2 separate regions of the Homo sapiens genome follow, and region 1 is linked to region 2. A link is a contact called in ENCODE Hi-C data. All regions are on one chromosome and are shown on one strand. Each heading gives the region's core, a stretch centred on a gene start or an enhancer-like site at or near the end of the contact. The rest is flanking DNA. Distances are from core to core; before and after follow the strand shown. Region 1 holds the start of MGAT1 (alpha-1,3-mannosyl-glycoprotein 2-beta-N-acetylglucosaminyltransferase). Region 2 overlaps LOC128966623 (a long non-coding RNA gene).

Region 1 (5,990 bases), core at 2,269-4,768, 1.3 Mb before region 2:
GTGATAGACTTAACCAGACTGTGTGTGCATTTTTTTTTTGAGACAGAGTCTTGCTCTGTCGCCAGGCTGGAGTGCAGTGGTGCGATCTCGGCTCACTGAAACCTCCACCTCCTGGGTTCAAGCTATTCCCCTGCCTCAGCCTCCCAAGTAGCTGGGACTACAGGCACACGCCACCACGCCCGGCTAATTTTTTGTATTTTAGTAGAGATGAGGTTTCACCATGTTGGCCAGGATGGTCTCAATCTCCTGACCTTGTGATCTGTCTGCCTTAGCTTCCCAAAGTGCTGGGATTATAGGCATGAGCCACGGTGCCCGGCCGTGTGTGTATTTTAACTCAATTAATTATTTATATCCTTCTTTATTCCAAAAAGAATTGTAGGTGGCTAACCAAAAGTTACATTTCACAGACATTGTTTAGTGATTATTATGTTAATCTTTCCTCTTTGACCTGGATGAGATGAATTTCTGGGTCTCCATTGTGGGGTGAGGGAGAGGGGCAAGCAGAGATATTAGGAGGCAGGGAGAAGGGAAACAAAACACTGATTTAAAAAATTTGCTTTTACTTTTTTTTTTTGAGATGGAATCTCACTCTGTCACCCAGGCTGGAGTGCAGTGGCATGGTCTCTGCTCACTGCAACCTCCGCTTCCCAGGTTCAAGCAATTCTCCTGCCTCAGCCTCCCGAGTAGCTGGGACTACAGGTGCATGCCACCACACTTGGCTAATTTTTGTATTTTTAGTAGAGACGATGTTTCACTATGTTGGCCAGGCTGGTCTCAAACTCCTGACCTCGTGATCCGCCTGCGTTGGTCTCCTAAAGTGCTGGGATTACAGGCGTGAGCCACTGCGCCCAGCCTGCTTTTACTTTTACTGATGTTTTCAAGCCAACATATGTTTTAATTTAAGGGCATGAATTCTTTCCAAATTGTAAAAAGTGTCAGGGATCTTGGGCATGGTTTATGGGAGGGCAGTTTCCTGGAACAGTTTTCACTTCCTTTTCATCTTTTCAGTTCTCTTTTGTCAGTGGTGGAGTGGGCAGGGGAGAGTATTGTTCCTCTGCCTAATCTTGTGACTGTTTATCCTCCTGGATAATCTGGTCTAATCTTGTGACTGTTTATCCTCCTGTTTTTTCCTTTTGCACATAATCCAATCCCAGGCCCACCCCCAGAATCCTGGCCCCTTGTTTCTATCCTTCTTACTCCAGTCACTGCTCCCCATGTAACCTCTATCAAGAGCTCAGAGCCTCTTTTCCCCAGGTCAGTTTGGCACTCATTTACCCTGGTTTCTTGCCTCTCAGACCAAGTGCTTGCTTTTGCCTCCATGAAGCCCATTCTGATTCCCTAACCAGGCCCTTTCTTTTTGGGATGGTCTCTTGCAGTCCGGGAATTTCTCCTTTTGGATCTTCCTGTGAGCCTTGGGATTTCAGCCAAGGGTGGTAGAGATGGGGTGTGCGTTACAGTGCACGAACAGCCGCCATCCTGTTTCCCCTTCACCTGCCTTAGATGGAGAAGTATCAGGGTCAGTGGTGGGAATCTGATCTTCCCCCACCTTTCAGCACCCCCTGATGTCTGTCCTTTCTCCTGGAAGGTGATTTTGGCTCCTCATGTCTTGGATCTACAAACCAGTGTTTCCCAGCCTTTTCACTTTTAGGAAACACAATTGTTTTTTCCTTTACGCCTTGACACCTAGTGTGAGTGTGCAGAGCCCCCAGGCCCCTGACTCCTCCATTAGGCAAACATAGGGCAGAGGTGACAGACACTGGCCTCTGACTGGCATATCCGCCTGGGTTCGAGGCTCCTGCCACAGTGCGCGCAGTCAGCTAAAGTGGAAGCCACGGGCTTCCCGCACATCGCACACTGCACACGGCGGCCTCGGTGGGCCTGCCCTTCTCCCACTCCACCTCCAGGTCTGGGCTCTGGCCACTTAAGCGGAGGCTTCACGGCAGCGCCTGAGAGGAGACAGAGCCCTCTCAAAGCACTGGCGCTGGAGGATGTGTGCGGGGGTGTTGGGGGGCGCACAGGAGTGCCCGGTCTAAAACCTGGCTATGCTCCCCACCAGGTCTGGTGGCTTGCAGCACGTTTGCACTTACCCTGAGCCTCAAACTAGTTATCTGTAGAATGGGGATGATAACGCTCACTCCGCAGAGCTGCTGAGGCTTGAAGGACAGGCCGAGGGAGGGTTTGGCCCGTGAGGCCCCTCACCATGCCTGGTGACCCCTTAGCAGTTTTGATTTAGGTCCTCGCCTCCACGCAGGGGCCTGCGGGTGCGCGCGGCCCTTTGTTTCTCTAGAACCCTGCACGATTCGTGGTTTCATGTAGAAACAAGTTAGTGAGCAGTCAGTCAGTAACCACAGGCCGCAGAGTTCCGGGCTGCTCCGTGCTCTGGAACACGGGGGAGGGGTTGATGTCAGGGGCGTGGGTCCTGATCACATGGCAGCAGCCCTTCTTGGGGAAGTCAGCTACCCAGCAGCCTGTAGTCCTCGGCTACCCACCCTCACCGCCTGGGGTCCCATGGTGAGACAGCTGGGTGGGCATCAGGCTTCTGCAGAGGGCCAGGCCGGAGGGAGCTGGGCGAGGGAGTGGGGCTGGCTCCTGGCTTGCACCGGCCTCGTGGAATCCAGGCCTCAGACCTGATCGCTGGCGAAACTGGCTCTGTGCGCTGGAGCCCCTGGTCTTCTGCGTCTGTCCTCCTCCCGGCCAGACTTTACTCCTGGCTCAGCGACAGGTATTTGCTATGGAAGAGCTGTCCCTCCCTCCCCTCGGTGGGCCTGGGTCCACCTCCACCTCCTCTTCAGGTCCGCACCTTCCTCCCCTTTAAAACACCAGCCGGGCGCAGACCCGTTCTAGGCTTTTCCATGGTGCTTCCGCCAAAGCTTGTGACCGAGTCCTTCCCGCCTAGGGCTGGTGGGCCTCCCCTGCTGGTAGGTCTCTCTTCGCTTTCTTTACTCAGAACTGAAGCTCTCATTCCCCACCCACCAAGGAAAAACAAAAGGGAAGAAGCCACAGCTGGCCCCGGCTTGCTTTGGCACAGGTGTTTCCCCCCGGCCCCCCGTCGGGCACCCTGGTTCCTGTTCTGTCCCTGCCCCACGCGACCCTGGGGCTCCCACCCGGGCTCCTCAGCCTCCCCTGGGTTGGGGTGGGGGGACTGGCTCCCAGCCCTTGGCCTAGGGTTTGGTGAACGCCTTTCCTGGACTGCGGGCCCACTTCAGGCGCGGCTCCAGGCTGGGCAGCTGCGCTGGAGGGCCGAGGGCAGGGGTGGGGTCGGGCGTCCACCCTCAGGGTTGCGCCAGGGAGCCGGAAAGCCGACTCCCGAAGTTGGGGTCCTGGGAAAACTTGGGTCCTGGGTTGACTGAGAAGCGGCGGGGAAAGGAGGCGGGCCAGGAGGAGGGGGCCTGGCGGACGCCGGCCGGGGGGCGGGGCGCGGCGGGGCTGTCGGTCACGCCCCTCAGTCCGCCCCGCCCCGCCCCGCCTGCCGGGGAAGGGCCACGTTGCCCGCCCGGCCGTCCGGCCCCGGCGCGCCGCAGAAAGGGCTGGCGAGTCGAAAGGCGAGGCGGCCGCGGCAGCGCTTGGGACGCGCCTGGGCACCGGGCTCGCTCCCTGCGCCCCGGAGCAGGCCAAGTTCGGGGCCAGGACGTCGGGAGGACCTGGTGAGTAGGTGTCCGGGGACGGAGGTCAGACCGGGGGAGGCCTCGCGGGCGCCGAGAGGGAGCCCAAGGGACGTCGGGTCGCCCCAAAGCCCCGGTGCCCATGAGTGCTAGCGAGAGGGGGCTTGGCTGGGGAGCGGCCCGGTCCGACCCGGTGCCAGCTGCGCGTTAGTCCCTTCCCGAGCCGAGAGGTTGGAACTCCGCCTTCTGCTTTCGGAATCCCGGGCCTCCAGCTGTTAGAGGAAGGGCGGGCTCCGCGGACTGGGGAGGATGTTGTGAAACTCGGCCCCGGGCGTCCGTGCGTGCGGGGCAGGGAGGGGGTGGGATTGGGGAGTGGCCTTTCCCCCCTAACCTCACTCCAGCATCCTTTCCCCAAGTTAATAGAGGCTGATTCTCCTCAGCAGAAAGGAAATGTTGATTCAGTGTTGAAATATATATATAATAAGTTGGCAAGAAAACTTTTCTTCCTGTTTGCTAACGTGTGTGGAGTAGAGAGCCCCGGGACGTGCAGTGCCCGCGTCTGATAAACTCTGAAGTAGAGGGACTGTGGCTGGCCGGCTCCCTGAAGGCTGAAGCTTCACTTTGGTTAACCCTTGCTGCTGTAGTGGGTCTGCCGTTTTGTTTTAGAACATCACTGGCTGAGATGTTGCCCAGCTTTATTTTCAGTCATTTACGGTATTTTTTCAGGCCGTGTAGCCTTTGCTCTTACGTGCTCACATCATCCAGGATCTGCCTTCCATCAGCAATCACTGCGTCCTGGTCCTTCCCAATTCTGGGGACCATTGAGCTCACCCATTTCCCTGCTTCTGTGTCTCATTCTCACTGTTAGAAGCACTGCGGTATGCCTGACCTCAGTGGCCTGTGTTAACAAGGGAAACTCATTACTGTTCGGGGCAGTAGGGAAATTGTCACTGTCGTCAGTATCCAGGCAGTGGGACCTTGTGATGAACCAAATCAACCCTGTCACCTTATAGATGAGAGAACTAAGGTACAAGTGGGTCAAGTGACTTGTCCAAAGTTGCCTGGCTTGCTGGCTGGATCGCCTGAATCCCAGGCCTCATGCCTTTTGTGGCACTTGTATTTAGCTCTTCTTTTCCAGGATGAATAACCTGCATCCCTTCCCTCCTAGGTCTTATTCTCTCAACTCTTGAATTATTTAGTGTATCTTCTCTGACTACCTTTCTTTTTTTTCCGTCCTGAAATTATGGGCCTGGTACATGATACAGGAGTCCAGCCAAGGTCTAAGAACGAACATGAAAGCAGTTCAGTTAGAGTTCCATTACCTGTGACATGTCTATATTTTCTGGAATTTTTACGTAGTGCTTTTTAACTTTAAGCAAAGCAGAGATAGAAGGGAAAATCTGTTACCATTTCTTCCACTTCTGTACTTAATTTTACAGCTAAATATAACTTCTCGCTTATTGCTCATGATTGGAAGTTGACTATCTGGTGTTCACTTGCTATTTAAGAAACATTTTTTGCCAGATAAAGGAAATAGGCTGGAGAACACCATGGTATCAGAGTGTTAGAAAGGATCTCACAGCTCCTAGGCAGTCCTTCAAATGCTTCAGAAACTGAGTGAGCCCCATAGGGGCAGGTGGCGCCTACCCAGAGCCACCTCGGTTTTAGCTGAAGGGTTTTGTACTGAAAAGACTCACTTCTCATCTCCCACCATGGTGCAGATGTCTTTGTACCTGGTGGTGTGGATTGGCTGTGTCACCTCCCTAAAGGAGTTGTGAAAACTCTAGAAAGTCAAAGCCAGTTTTGAGTCTGTGCCTTGCATGCCAGTCTCATAAATGACATCATTAGGAACTCAGGTCAGGATTAAGGGCAGTTGTTCTATTTAAAAAGGAAGGTGTAGCAGATTGTATTTTCCCTCAAGGGCCTCACCCGTAAGTATCCCCTTCCACATGTAGTTATAGTTTGACATTGTCCACTTCCCACCTAGTGGTGGGGTTTATGATTCTCTCCCCTTGCATGTCAATAGGGACTTGTGGTTCCCTTGACCAGTGAGTAAGACAGACCTGATCCAAGGCTGAATCAGGAACAGGATACACTTTCACCTGGCTTGCCCGCTTTCTTGGAACACTCACCTTTGGAATGCAGCCACCACTTCCAGGACATTTCCAGGCCACATAGAGGGGTTCTAGTGAGCACTCCTGCTGATAAGGTCTCAGCTGCTGCCAACATCATCCTACAGACATGTGAGAGAATGTGAGAGCCTCTAGGGGCATCTGGCCCTCAGCTTTTGAGTCTTTCAGCAAGGCCTCAGGCATAGTGGAGCAGAGACACGTCATCTCCTCTGTGCTGCACTGTCCACATTTCTGACCAATAGAAACTGTGAGGAGT
Region 2 (5,576 bases), core at 185-2,684:
CTGGCTAACACAGTGAAACCCCGTCTCCACTAAAAATACAAAAAATTAGCTGGGTGTGGTTACAGGCGCCTGTAGTCCCAGCTACTCGGGAGGCTGAGGCAGGAGAATGGCGTGAAGCCGGGAGGCAGAGCTTGCAGTGAGCCGAGATCACACCACTGCACTCCAGCCTGGGCGACAGAGCAAGACTCCATCTCAAAAATAAAATAAAATAAAATAAAATTTAGAGGTGATTTAAATTATACCTCTAAATAATTAACCTGGGACAGAGGATGTGCATAGGTTATAGGTTATACGCAAATACAGATGCTCCTTGACTTATGATGGGGTTACAACCAAATACATCCATCGTATAGATTGACCATATGGCGAGTTGAATTTACAATGGGTTTATCCAGATGTAACCCTATTGTAAGATGAGAAGCGTTCTGAATGCCCATTGCTTTTGCACCATTGGCAAGTCAAATCCCAATTGAAGCCATCATAAATTGGGGACTGACAGTACAATGCTACTTTATATAAGGGACTTGAGCATTGTGGATTTTGGGGGGAGGGTCCTGGAACGAATCCCCTGTGGATACAGAGGGACTGCTGTATATATACATCTACAGGGCAAGATAGTTTATTTTTAAAAATTATACCATGTCGATTGTGATGACTGGCATATAGATTATGATGGTTTTTCTCTGATGTTGTATACTGAAATGTTTTCATAGGACCAAGAATGTTAGAAAAATAAAGATCTTAAATACAATATGATAAATTTATATATATACTATTTGATTCTGTTAGCTATATTTTGTTTTATATCAGTGATCATAAGTAAAAAATGGTTTTATAATTTTATTTTTATGTTAACCTTATCTGATTTGAGAATTAAAAATTCTAGTTTCATAAAATGAACTGGATAATTTTTATACTTTTTCTATTTTCTTGTACAGCACACTGTCCAGTAGAAATATAATGCAAGAACACATGTGACTTAATGTTTGTAGTAGCCACTTAGAAAAGTAAAAAGAAATATGTGCAATGAGTTTTAATAATATATTTAATTCAATACGTCCAAAGTAGTGTCATTTGAACATGTTATCAACATAAACATGAATGAAATATTTCACCTTCTATTTTTGTACTAAGTTTTCGAAATCTGTTCTTTTATATTGATAGCACTTCTTAATTCAGACACGAAATTTTCATAAGAAGTACATGATTTGTATTTAGGTTTCATAAAATTTACAATTCAAAAAGTAGATTCACATACGCGAATCGTTTCAAACATACCTCTGGGCCCAGCGCCTCGCCCTGTCCTCGCCGGGTGAAGTCGGCCCTGACTGCAGCCTGCGAAGCACCCGCCCATTGTCCCCGGAGAGGGCGCCCTGGACGCAAGCGCAGAGCCCCGGGAGGCGCGGGAAGCCGGAGGAGGGCGATGGGGGCGAGGCAGGAAGAGTACGTGGGGCCGAGGGGGGCGAGCGCTGGGCCGCCCGCAGCCGGAGAGTGTCGCCCCTCCTGAAGGCCCTGGGCAGGTGAAATGAGGACCAGCGCTGACAAAGGGCAGGATGCAGAAGACTCCTGACTTTGGATCTCAGATCACCCTCGGAAGCTCCGATTCGGATCCGCGTCCACAGACCCGGCGACCTCAGACAGACCGGGCGTCCGGGGAAGAGGCGGCGGCAGTGAGCACCGCAGTGAGGAAACCAGGCTCCGGCGATCCCCAGGCCTTACGCCCGACCCCAGGGCATTTGGGAGCAGGTCTGCGTCCGGGACCAGCACACTCTGGACGGGAGCTCTGCCTTTCTGGGGTCCTCCAGCTGAAGGATGTGAGTTGCAAGAAACCCATTCTGTAGACCTCGAAATCAGCGGGGAGCCCCAGGCACTTGTGGGGGGACTTTGATGTGGCTCCCACGCATCCACCCGGCACCGCGTGGATTGCCAGGGGCAGGACGAGCTTGAGTGGACGCTGGGTTCGCTGAGCCCCCCAGAGGCTCCTCGCCCTGGGTCACCTGTGCCGCCTTGGACCACCCAGAGAAACCTTTCCTCCCACCAGGTGAGCCGCAGGCCAGGCGCCAGGCCTGAGTGTGCCCGGGACGGGGATTTCTCTGTGAACGGCCCATCATCCCATAATATCCACGTTGTCTTAGCCTCATGTTCTGAAGAAACACGAATTTCATACACAAGCGTGGATTTTTGCATGTTTTAAATTGTAAATGCGACTAACTCCAAGGAAGTTGGAACTTGAAGCAGGCTCAAAGCAAACTTAGTCGCGTCATCCGCCACCATCCTCCAGGGTAAACCGAGGAGCACAGTTAATTGGTTTTCCACGGGTATTTGCCACTTGTCAGATGGGCTGTTATGGACGTAACCACGTAATTCCTGGAACCCAGTGAGAGTCAGCTTCCTTTACGGGCGTCTGACAAGATGTGCTCAAACACCTTGAAGATCTTTATGGAAACAACTTTTGGCTCTTTATCAAGATGTCATTCAGGGCTCTGAACAGTCGAATACGTTGTGGATGGGTTTGCTGTAGTTATACAGTGTGCATTTGATACTTGTCAATAGCGCTAGTAATGTTATTGCAAAAATAAAACCTTCTTTAAAAAAGAGGCCGGGCGCGGTGGCTCACGCCTGTAATCCCAGCACTTTGGGGAGGCTCAGGCAGGTGGATCACGAGGTCAGGAGATGGAGACCATCCTGGCTAACATGGCGAAACCCCGTCTCTAGTAAAAATACAAAAAATTAGCCGGGTGTGGTGGCGGGCGCCTGTAGTCCCAGCTACTCGGGAGGCTGAGGCAGGAGAATGGCGTGAACCTGAGAAGCGGAGCTTGCAGTGAGCCGAGATGGCACCACTGCACTCCAGCCTGGGCGACAGAGCGAGACTCTGTCTCAAAAAAAAAAAAAAAAGAGAAAAAAGAAAGAAAGAAAAGTGGCCCGGCACAATGGCTCACGCCTGTAATCCCAGCACTTTGGGAGGCCGAGGCTGGCGGATCGCGAGGTCAGGAGTTCGAGACCAGGCTGGCCAGCATGGTGAAACCCTGTCTCTACTAAAAATACAAAAATTAGCCGGGCATGGTGGCCCGCGCCCAGGCAGGCTGTTCTGGGAGAGAAAACTTGGCTCTCCAATGCGGTGTGGCCATTTGGCTATGACATCACACTGCATAGTTTAATGAGTGAAATCAGACCTCTTCTTGTTATTGGAGATGACTGGAGGATTTTTTTTTTATTTTCCTGAATGTAAGTAGGTAAGCCATGAAGATCCCAGATTTCATTCAGGGACTCAGAACCAGCAGCAAGGAGCAGGCTGCGTGGAGAAAACAGAGTTGGCTCTGGAGTACCCCATGAGTCCAGCTTGTTCAAAGTAAAAGTGGCAATGGCTTTGGGATCACAAAACAGCCCTTGAACATCAAAGTCAATTAGTAGAAACCCCTAAATATCATGGGGCAAAAAATATTTCAAATTTACTTAAATATTCGGTTTATCAGATGGGACTCACTTTTTTTTTCTTTTTTTTTTTTAAACAGATTCTCACTCTGTTGCCCAGGCTGGAGTGCAGTGGCGCCATCTTGGCTCACTGCACCCTCTGCCTCCCGGTTCAAGCAATTTTCCTGTCTCAGCCTCCTGAGTAGCTGGGACTACAGGCACGAGCCACCACGCCCGGCTATTTCTTATATTTTTAGTAGAAATGGAGTTTCACCATGTTGGCCAGGCTGGTCTCAAACTCCTGACCTCAAGTGATCTGCCAGCCTGGACCTCCCGAAGTGCTGGGATTGCAGGCGTGAGCCACGGTGCCCTGCCGGGACTCAATTTTTAACACCTATTTTTAACACTAGCTTTTGTGCTAGTAAATTAAATTAATTCTTTTAAAAAAACCCAATTGTGTGTACTTTAACAAGTAAAACTAAGTTGGTTATAATGTGACAAAAATACAAGCAATAATAATAGCAAAATTATCCAATAGGAACCATGCAGAGAGTTTTATATTATAACTCATGTCCCCTTTCCTGCAATGTTATTAACTTCTATCCCCATTTTCCACATCAAGGAAATTAAGTTTGGAGACACAGAGTGACTTACCTAAGTCACAGGTCTGGTAGGTGGAGAGTTTCTCTCACTCCAGGGACCACAATCTACAAAATAAACTTGCATATTCTACAAAATATTTGTTACCATTGGAAGTAGGTAGGCAGAGTGTTACTAGCATCAAATTATGGCAGGAATAAAAAGAAAGGGTGGTGGGCTGGTCTTGCTTCTGCAGTTTAAGGGGGATCCCTGCGCCGAGATGTCTGGCTAAGTGGTCGTTGTAACAAGTGGCAGAGATGGTGAAAACATCAGGGAGCAGGTGGTGGCTGTTCCAGTTTCTTATCTCAGGAGGGAAGAGCTGCAGATGTCTTTACTGTGAATGAGGGAGAGAAACGCTAAAGCACAGAAATGTTCAGAACCAAAGAGCTGGATCACTCATGCTTCTAGAAAAGACATTGGCATCTTCTCATTGCTCATCTACTGTGCCTGGCACAGCCTTATTTTCTAGCTTTCTGAATGTGAGTTCCATCCATATCCTTTGCATAACGGTGGTACTGGGCTGTGGAGAGCTTGGAATGTGTGTCCATGGGGAAATGGGCTGTTCTGGTTATTATAAAACGGCCAAGGGAGGGCTCCATGGCACACCTCTGAGTAACCCAGGACACTCCTGTTTGGGAAATGCAAACCATCCATACGGCAGGGGCACAATTATAAAGATTGATCCTGTCACGGGAATGGTTTCAAATCTGACCAACCTCATGGCATACATTGGGGAAGCAATTGTGAAACCCCTTGATTCTTTGGATCTGGACATGCTGTACTGTGACAATGGTTTGTGTGTGACAGAAAATGTAGCTGTGTCTACCGGGAAAGACTGGGGAAATTTCTTCCTGTGGAGTTCTTTATAAAGCAAAAGTGCATGAAACTGTCAGTAATATTGTAGTCTATAAAGGGAAATTGCTCTTAGAGGCTAATATTGCACAATGACTACTTTTTTTGCTTATTTGGAAAAGATCTTTATCTCTTGGAGTATTAAGAAGTCAACATATAATTGCCACCCTATACATTGTGTTCTGGAGTGCCTGATTTATTGAAATCAGTGTGAAACCTATTTTAAATAAATATCTATTTCAAAACCAAGGCCAGACATGGTGGCTCATGCCTGTAATCCCACACTCTGGGAGGCTGAGGTGGGAGGATCACTTGAGGCCAGGAGTTCAAGACCAGCCTAGGCAACACAATCTCCACCAAAAAAAAAAAAAAAAAAAAAAAAAAAAGCAATTAGCCAGGCATGGTGGCACATACCTGTTGGTCCCAGCTACTCGGGAGACTGACGCAGGAGGATCGTTTGAGCCCAGGAGTTCAAGGCTACAATGAGCCGTGATGTGCCACTGCACTCCAGCCTGGGTGTGAGACCCTGTCTCCAAAAATAAAGAAGTCTGGAAATATTGACAGTATTTTTCTAATAGATTGAACCCACTTATTCTTCTGGGGTAAAGGCATAAGTTTACACCCGGGAAGTTGGACACATAAATCATCTGCAGCAATGTATGGTGGACGCAGGT

Evidence for each region. A loop is a pair of places that touch in the nucleus more often than their neighbours do. Pooled maps may share reads with other maps.
Region 1: a pooled map shows a loop between it and region 2 (2.3-fold over the local background). The contact joins the promoter of MGAT1 here to the enhancer-like site in region 2. A Hi-C loop is called at or near these places in 4 of 37 single-sample maps with no recorded cell type and 4 of 50 pooled maps.

The regions. Positions count from the first base shown.
Region 1 is chr5:180,800,334-180,806,323 of GRCh38, reverse strand. MGAT1 (alpha-1,3-mannosyl-glycoprotein 2-beta-N-acetylglucosaminyltransferase) reads left to right here and starts at 3,518. Exons shown (of 2, transcript NM_002406.4): 1 at 3,518-3,644. RefSeq lists enhancers at 1,379-2,084, 2,539-2,648, 2,792-3,498, 3,499-4,206 and silencers at 3,019-3,068, 3,079-3,158, 3,329-3,688.
Region 2 is chr5:179,526,614-179,532,189 of GRCh38, reverse strand. The region is part of intron 4 of LOC128966623 (a long non-coding RNA gene); the gene reads right to left. Among named protein-coding and RNA genes, the nearest start is that of RUFY1, 21 kb to the left of the region's middle. RefSeq lists enhancers at 1,207-1,812, 1,813-2,419. Within about 2 kb of position 1,434, at least 13 of the 41 ENCODE cell types and tissues checked have a DNase peak (open chromatin) inside an H3K27ac peak, as active enhancers do.